Linked DNA regions of Homo sapiens: region 1 is linked to region 2. A link is a loop called in an ENCODE intact Hi-C map of the cell type or tissue named here. Cell type or tissue: dorsolateral prefrontal cortex. All regions are shown on one strand. Region 1 overlaps LAMA2 (laminin subunit alpha 2). Region 2 overlaps LAMA2 (laminin subunit alpha 2).

Evidence for each region. Peaks named below come from ENCODE experiments on the same cell type or tissue, not always from the same donor. Only the 100,000 strongest peaks of a DNase experiment are listed, where the experiment ranks them.
Region 1: a loop joins it to region 2, with 2.5 times the contacts of the local background. A loop is called at or near these places in 1 of 110 quality-filtered maps.

Annotation. Positions count from the first base shown.
Region 1 is chr6:129,123,298-129,127,297 of GRCh38, reverse strand. All of the region lies in intron 4 of LAMA2 (laminin subunit alpha 2), which reads right to left. Among named protein-coding and RNA genes, the nearest start is that of LAMA2, 240 kb to the right of the region's middle. In dorsolateral prefrontal cortex, no CTCF peak of the experiment used is centred here; no DNase peak of the experiment used is centred here; H3K27ac peaks cover 511 bases.
Region 2 is chr6:129,058,088-129,062,087 of GRCh38, reverse strand. LAMA2 (laminin subunit alpha 2) reads right to left here. Exons shown (of 65, transcript NM_000426.4): 3 at 2,192-2,304. Among named protein-coding and RNA genes, the nearest start is that of LAMA2, 180 kb to the right of the region's middle. In dorsolateral prefrontal cortex, CTCF peaks have their summits at 1,963 and 2,168; no DNase peak of the experiment used is centred here; H3K4me3 peaks cover 857 bases; H3K27ac peaks cover 1,346 bases.

The DNA of each region.
Region 1 (4,000 bases), 65 kb before region 2:
TTCTTAGAAGGAGTGAGTGAAATAGAAGTTACAGAGGCTGAGGGCTGTGGGAATGGAGAGATTATGTCAAAGGGCACAAAATCTCAGTTAAAAGAATGGGCTTTACTTTATATTTTTTTACTTTTAGTGCACAGCATGGTGAGTAAAAGCCAACAAACTAGCATATGCTGTTTTATGGCCCTGAGGACCCATATTCTAAATTATCATATCAGATTTTTCTTTTTTTCTTTTGAGACAGGGTCTGCCTGTGTCATCCAGGCTGAAGTGCAGTAGCACAGTCTCAGCTTACTGCAACCTCTGCCTACCAGGCTCAAGCAATCCTCCCAGCTCAACCTCCGAAGTCGCTGGGACTACAGGTGCACACCACCGCACTTTGCTAATTTTGCATTTTTTCTGGTGGCGTTTCACCATGTTGCCCATTCTGGTCTCAAACTCCTGAGCTCAAGCAATCCATCTGCCTCAGCCTCCCAAAATGCTGGTGTGAGCAACTGTGCCCAGTCCCTATCGGATCTTAAATATATATTCAAGGATATGTCACTATGATATATGCTTGAAATAACATCTGAGGGATAAACTCTGAATTTACAAACTTATTTTTTTTAAAATTTGTATTGATGATATATTCAGTTTCTGATATTCATATTTAACACTTGATATTCAAAATTGGGTTTTGATTCTGGCTTTCTTTGTATTTGTAAAAGTTTGAAAGACACTTATTTTAAAGTACAATTTTATTTATGATATTGTAAAAGTCTTACCAGTAGAATTGTACACATTGAGAAAAAAAATGAACCATTCTGCTTCATTCATATTAGTTTCCTCCCCATTATGATAAGCCAGACTCAAGAAACATTTTATTTTTATGTAAAACTAAGGTGGTATCTTACGTGATGCCAAACATCTGGCTGAAACTGAAAAATATAGTTAGTCATCAACGTTTATTACTATCTGGATATTTGATGTCATGGAAATGATAAATCATAATTAGCATTTCAATTTGTCAAACAGATGTTCATTGAAAAACAAACACAACCTACTCCACAAGCTGGAAGGACATTTTAGATGGCCCATCTAAGTATAATTGTTTTTCTGGTTCTCAAAAAAAGAAACAAAATTTGTCAGCGTAGTTCATTTAATAATGTGTAAAGATATGTTTGTTTTATTCAAAATATGAGATTTTATACTGAAATGATACTGTGTTGAAATTTGATTTAACCTGTGCTTTCTTAATGATATTAATTACTGAAAACAGCAGCAGGCAGAATTATAAATTTAAATATAATTTATGGTGTAGGTTTAAATATGGGTATAAGTATATCACATATTTTTGCCTGGCGTTTTTTGATGGCTTTTTATTTTTTATTGTAAATTGACAATTTCTAATTATGTAAATTTATGGGGTACAAAGTGATGTTATAATATATGAATGCAATGTGGAATAATTCAATTAAGCTAGTAACATACCCATTCCCTCAAATACTAATATTTTTTATGATGAGAGCATTTGAAATTTACTCTTTTAGCAATTTTAAAATCTGCAATACACCATTATTAATTTTATTCACCATGCTGTGCAAGTTTTTCTTTATGGACCTGGACTCCTTGCCCTGACGCTGTTTATTTAGTAACATTTCATTTTCTTAGGAAGCAAATAGAATTAGAAATTTGTCCCTATGCATCACATCAAGGTCTAAGCACACATTTCCCAAAAGATTATTTTCACATCCAACAAAGAGAATATGTAACGTTTGCAATGCTCTTATGGGAAATCTCTGTGTCCAAAACTGTGTGTGCTTGCTCCTTGGTTTTACAAGCTCTACTTCATCTCTCTGACCTCTAAAGGTAGATGTTCCTTAGAGCTCAGTTCTCAGACTGTTACTTTTCTAGGTCTTCTTGTACTTCCTGGGTGATATTATGCAGTCTCATGATTTTAAATTCTCTAATTCGTATCTTTAAGCAGCATTTCTCATCTGAATTCCAGAATACTATACACTATCTATTCAGCTTCACCAAAATGTCTAATAGACATTTTCAGTTAACATATGCAATGCTGAACTCCTATTCTTCTCTGTCAAAACCTGCTATGCCCACAGTCTTCCCCAACTCATTTCAAAGCAACTCAATCCTTCCCTTTGCTCATGCCAAAACCATGGACTCATCCCTCAGCCATCTCATTCTCACACCTCACGGAAAATTGATCAGCACATCCTCTTGGCAGAGCCAATTGGTCAGGAAATACTATTGGTTCCACTTTGAAAATGTATCTTCTATTCCGCCACTTCTCACTACTTTCATGCTGCTACCCTGCTCCAAGCCACTATCATTTGTCCCGAGTTGCTGTGAAAGCCTCTTACCTGCTCCCTTGCATTTGCCCTTCCCTCCTGTGTTCTGACATCAATCCAACACAGCTAGAGCAAGCAGATTTTCAGGGAGTGGGTACAGGAATGACACTTAACGTGTACAAGGTTTCTTTTTGAGTTGTTGAAATGATCTAAAATTGGATTGTGGTGGTGGTTGCACAACTCTGTGAATATACTATTAATAAATAATTCTGAACTGTATGCGGTAAATATATGGTATTTAAAATTTTTTTTATGAAAAAGATTGCAAAGGGTCTGGGATTTTATTCTACTTGCAAGACAGCAATTTAGCCTGACACAGCTTGGTGGCTGCTGACAGAACATATGAGACTTCTAAAAGAGGGAAAAGGGACTTTATTACTCACAGCCCAGGAAGCAGCATAAGCTTTGGCATATTTGGTGCCAGTTGCCTGGGCTCTACTTCCTGCAGAGAGATAGAAAGCAGGCCAGCTGATGCCTCCACTCACAGTGGGTGGTGTTACAGAAGAGGAACCCTCAGCTTAATGGGTTCAAATCTTTTCTTATGGGTGGTAAATATATTCCCCTCATCTGGAGGGAGACACCATCTCTCTCTTCCCAAGCTATGAGTAAACCTACCCTTTGCTTCCCAGGGGGACATCATCTCTACCTTCCAAGGCTGTTCACTTTACAAACATCCCTGAGAAGATCGTCTGGAACAAAGATGGTCTGTGCACCTGGTTTCAAAACTTACAACAGATGTGCCAAGCTTTCTATCTGAATTTAGGCCTAAGCTTTTAGATCTCAACTATTAACCAAGATACGATTATTATTTCAAGAAAACACCACAAGTTAGAAGGCTTTCAGTTGTAATAATTTTAAAAAATAGGTATTTCTATACTGCTTTAAAAAAAACATGTTGAGGTTGATTGACATACAAAAAGCCTTACGTATTTGATGTATACAACCTAATGAGTTTGGAGATAAGTATGCACCAGCGAAACCATCACCACCGTCTCTGCCACATATATATCAATAACCTCCAAAAGTTTTCTCTCACTCTCTTTATTATTATTATTTTGTGATAAGAACATTTGTAAGATTGACTTTGTTAGGAAAATTTCAAGCATACGATACAGTAATGTTAAGTCTAGGCACTATGCGGTACAGTAGATCTCGAGGACTTAATTCATCTTGTATAAATAAAACTTTTTATCCTTTCACTAATACTTTCCTGTTTCCCCCTCCAACCCAGACCCTGGTAACTACCATTCTACTCTCATGTTTCTGAGTTTTGACTATTTTAGTTTCCTTATATAAATGATATCATGTAATATTTGTCCTTCCACTCCTGGCTTACTTCACTTAACATAATGTCCTTCATGTTGTCCACATTGCCTGAAATGGCAGGATTTCCTTCTTTTTCTAAGGCTAAGTAATATCCTATTGTATGTATATACCACATTTTCCTTATTTATTCATCTGTCAACAGATATTTAGGTTGCTTCCATATCTTGACTATTGTGAATAATGCTAAAATGAATACGGAAATGCAGATATCTCTTTGAGATCCTGATTTCAATTGCTTTGAATATATATATATATATATCTCACACACATATATATATGTGTGAGAAGGCTGGATCATATGGTAGTTCCTTTTTTTTTTTTTTTGAGACAGA
Region 2 (4,000 bases):
CTGAAGCTCTTTCTTGTCTGAGAAGTTCCATCACGAAACTTGATTACAAAACCTGTTTAACTTTTCACATCACTAAATAACTGACTAAATTAAAATCTTGAGTCAAGTAGAAATAAGGATTTATTACATTTTTAGAGATTACTTGAATTCCCCTTCTTCTACACACACAGTAGGTTGATTTTCAGGAAATAGAAAGCTGGAATAAATAAGGATATGGATGGACACCATCCTGGAATATGGGACAATTTGAACACATATGCTCTGTACCAATTCCACTTGGTGAATTTCAGACTTTGGAGTCAGGTAGACCTGGGTTATATACAGAATTCTGGCACTTTGTTATGATGAATGAAGCATAAAATATGTCTTGGCATATTCACTCATCTTACCTCCATTAAACTAAATGGGAGGAAGAGAAAACAGAACGACAAATCCACATAATTCTTAAGATACTGTGTGGGAATGGATGAGTGAGTATGCAAAGTAAATTTAGGAAAATATCAATGACATCACTGAAAAATAGGCTTTCAGGTAAACTCTTTGACTTGCTGAATTGATAAAAACAGGCAAGTTAGAAATGATTTAGTAAAAACTTGTGGTTGCGCCATCCAGTTGTAAATTAGGAGGGGAAAAATGCTGCCATGTTTGATAACAGGTAAATAATATTGCTGTTCAGCTCAAAGAGTACTATAAGTGATTTGTGCAAATTATATTAATAATTGACCCCATTGTTCTATGTGCAATCTAAAAGAATAAATGGAGAATAAACCAGAACAATAAAGCATCATTATTTATTGATTGCCTGTCCCTGGAGATGACCTGAGTCAATGCACAGCAGACTCACTCTTGATTGGGAGACTAGACTTTCAATGATCACATGAAGGGGGAGAACTCTTGTGACCAATAAAGGACAAAGTTGTCTTTATCAGGAGTGGTATGCAGTCCATTTTGAGGCTAAGATCCCCAGGGGATTCATGCACAGGATTAATTTTCCTAAAGCATGATTGATCAGTGTGGTAGCTTGCCCTGCCATTCTCTGATAGTGCTCTGAGACTTCCTGAGAAATATTATTAACTCAGGACTGACATTCAGCTGCTGTATATTAGTGAGGGTAGAAATAAGTCCATGCCATTTGGTGATATAAGCTGCAGCACTGAGCCCCTGCCGCCACCAGTTCCTCATATCCCGAGGAGGCCCATATGGGTGGAAGGCAGGTCTACCGTGCAATCCACCAGCTTGTTTGCTCCAGCCAGCTTTCTGTGGCTCTTGAATATATGCAGCCCTCACCAAAATGAACCTAGACACTGGAGGAGGGAGATTGTACTCATGCTGGTGGCAAATGGCATCCATTAGGAAAATGTCTTGTGCTGATCTGGCCCACTGGCTGGGGGCTTCCCCACACAGTGATAACTTATAAAAACCATGACCTTTACAGTGTATGGTGTCTGTCATTAACTATCCTGACCATCACCCCTGCACATTATTTAGGCATACAAATAGGATGGAATGTGGCATTTGTCCACTTTCCATCCTAATTGCAAGCCTAAATAATTTGAGGTGCTGGCGATTCCTGATTAATAACTTCAGCCTGACCTGAATATTGTGAAGAGAAGGAAGAAAGAGATTAAGCATAGAAGGCACCCAGGCCTATGCAAGACAAACTTGAACAACTTCCGGCATCAATTTTGTATAACTACAAAGCTTGTTACTTCATTTAGTCACCCAAGTTTAACTTGAAAGCAACTGTCAAAACTTTCTCAGCTCTCAGTAATGAGAGGCAATTTGCTCAAGAGCCTTGTTATCCAAGAACCTTTAAGTGCACACACCATCAGCACAGTGGGAGCAATGTATTATTTTAAAAGTTAAAAATGATACTATTATATTTTTGTTATGTAAAATTTTATTGATCCATATTTTCATCATTAAGTCCAGCTAGCTAAAACAGAGTTAGCACCTAATTCATTTCTAAGCTCTTCACGTGCTTCCATTTGAATTGTGCTTTATAATTAAATGCTGAATACTCGTAAATAACAATACGCTATATGAATAGGACCCTTTGTTCATCTTATCAAGAAAACAATGGAGAGTGATAAGAAAGAGTATCCTTTCACCCACAAACCACTAACTAAACAAATAGCAAATGTAAAATGCAATTTCAAAAGTGGAAATGACAAAAAAAGAGGAACTATACCTGCTGTAAATCCAGGGTAATTGTCACATAATGGTATTCGATTCCATTCTTAATACTGGGACTCTGCCACCAAGTGTTCTTTCCATCAATAGCATTTGTAATCGGGTGTCTCTCTATTGAGTTAGCAGCATCATATGAAAGGAAGAAGAAAAGATCATATAACTAGTTTATAGCTTTTTCTTTAAAGTAAAAAAAAATGGTTAAAACAACCATCATGTGAATATCAAACATTAAAATAATACAGAAGGAGAGTAATTCAGATTCTCAACAGAATTTCTTCAATGACAGCTGTCTCATAGCACCATACAAGGTAGCAGGAAATGTTTAAATGCTTAGGCTGCAGGGGAATGAGCTGGTCAGCACTCTGGCCATTAACCAAAATGGGCAATTTTAAAGGTAACTACAGAAATTAAGTGTAAAGATATAATGTTAAAATCTAATTGACTTGTCAATCATTCAAAAAAGCAACAACTAACTATTGAGACAGCTCTAGTATGCCATCAACCTTGTTAACAGAAACATAAAATCCTGACTTGTGGTTGAAATACACTTGAACACTTGCCCTTCTGACACATTCATTATTATTAAGACGTAGGGAGTCCAATATATATCTGGTTTTAACATAAAATGCTGTTAAATTCATTCTATGAGATATTGAGGCTCAGAAACCAATACCCGAAAATATAGCATGCTGGTATGCTGATTATTTTAAATTAAAGGCTCTTGGAGACCAGCAAATGCTGAAATAAGTTTTACTCTGATACTCCCGTATCTACTTACAGTCTGATCCCACCAGGAGGAAAAGTTTCCTCTGGCCCTCTTGCTTAAGTTTTCATTAATTTAACTCATTTCACATGAAGAGAGACTGAAGTCTGTCGGCACACCTGAACAGACTTTTGTTACAAACCACTATCTGCTCTGTGGGCCCAACAGACTTTGTCCCAGGCCATTGTAGGTTCTTGAATTCCCCTAAAAAATCATTTACTATTTTCCAAATTGCCATATTTTCCCCATCTTCCCTCCCCCGTGAAGAAGGGTATATCTACATCTATGCTCCTATTGGGTTATTGGGTAATCATCCTCCTGTGATTCTTCCATGCTATGCATGTTAAAATACATTTTGTATGCCTTTCACCTACCAAGCTAACTTTTTTCAGTTGATTTTTCAGCAAACCTTCAGAGGGCAAAAGAGAAGTTTTCCCTTGGCCCTTACAGAAGCTTTTTGCGGCCAGTCTTTAACTTGCCAATTTTCTATCACTATTTAATAATATGAGAGATAACCCAAACCTCTCATCCGGCATTTGTCTGTTGCCATCATCACTAACTCTAGTGGAGGAATCTTTACAATAATGGCAAGGAAGGAGATGATGGCACATGAAACTCTATCCTACCAAAAACCACAGATCTTCCCTTACTTTCACCCAGACATATAAGAACAGGACCAATTGTGAAAATCAAAAGGGAGATTAGAGATAGAAAATAGGAGGCGTGGCAACCCCACAGACCTGTGACCTTTGTTGCAGCTCCCTTCCTTCTTACAATCCTCAAAGCTCACAGTTTCTCATCTCTCCCATTTTAGCTCCATGTGTCTCACAACAGCAGCCACTACTCCTGGGCTGCCAAGCCCTCATTGCATTTTGGTTCCCAGTCATTGGTTCTTGTCTAAAATCTTTGCTTCTCATTTTCCAAGTAATATAAGGTCTTTTTCTTTCTCCCTCTCTAAACAGGCCTTGCTCATGCATGGGTGAGGATGGCAGGAGTGGAGGCTGTTGATGATCCTGTTTCTATTCCCAAGGCTGCAGTAAGGGC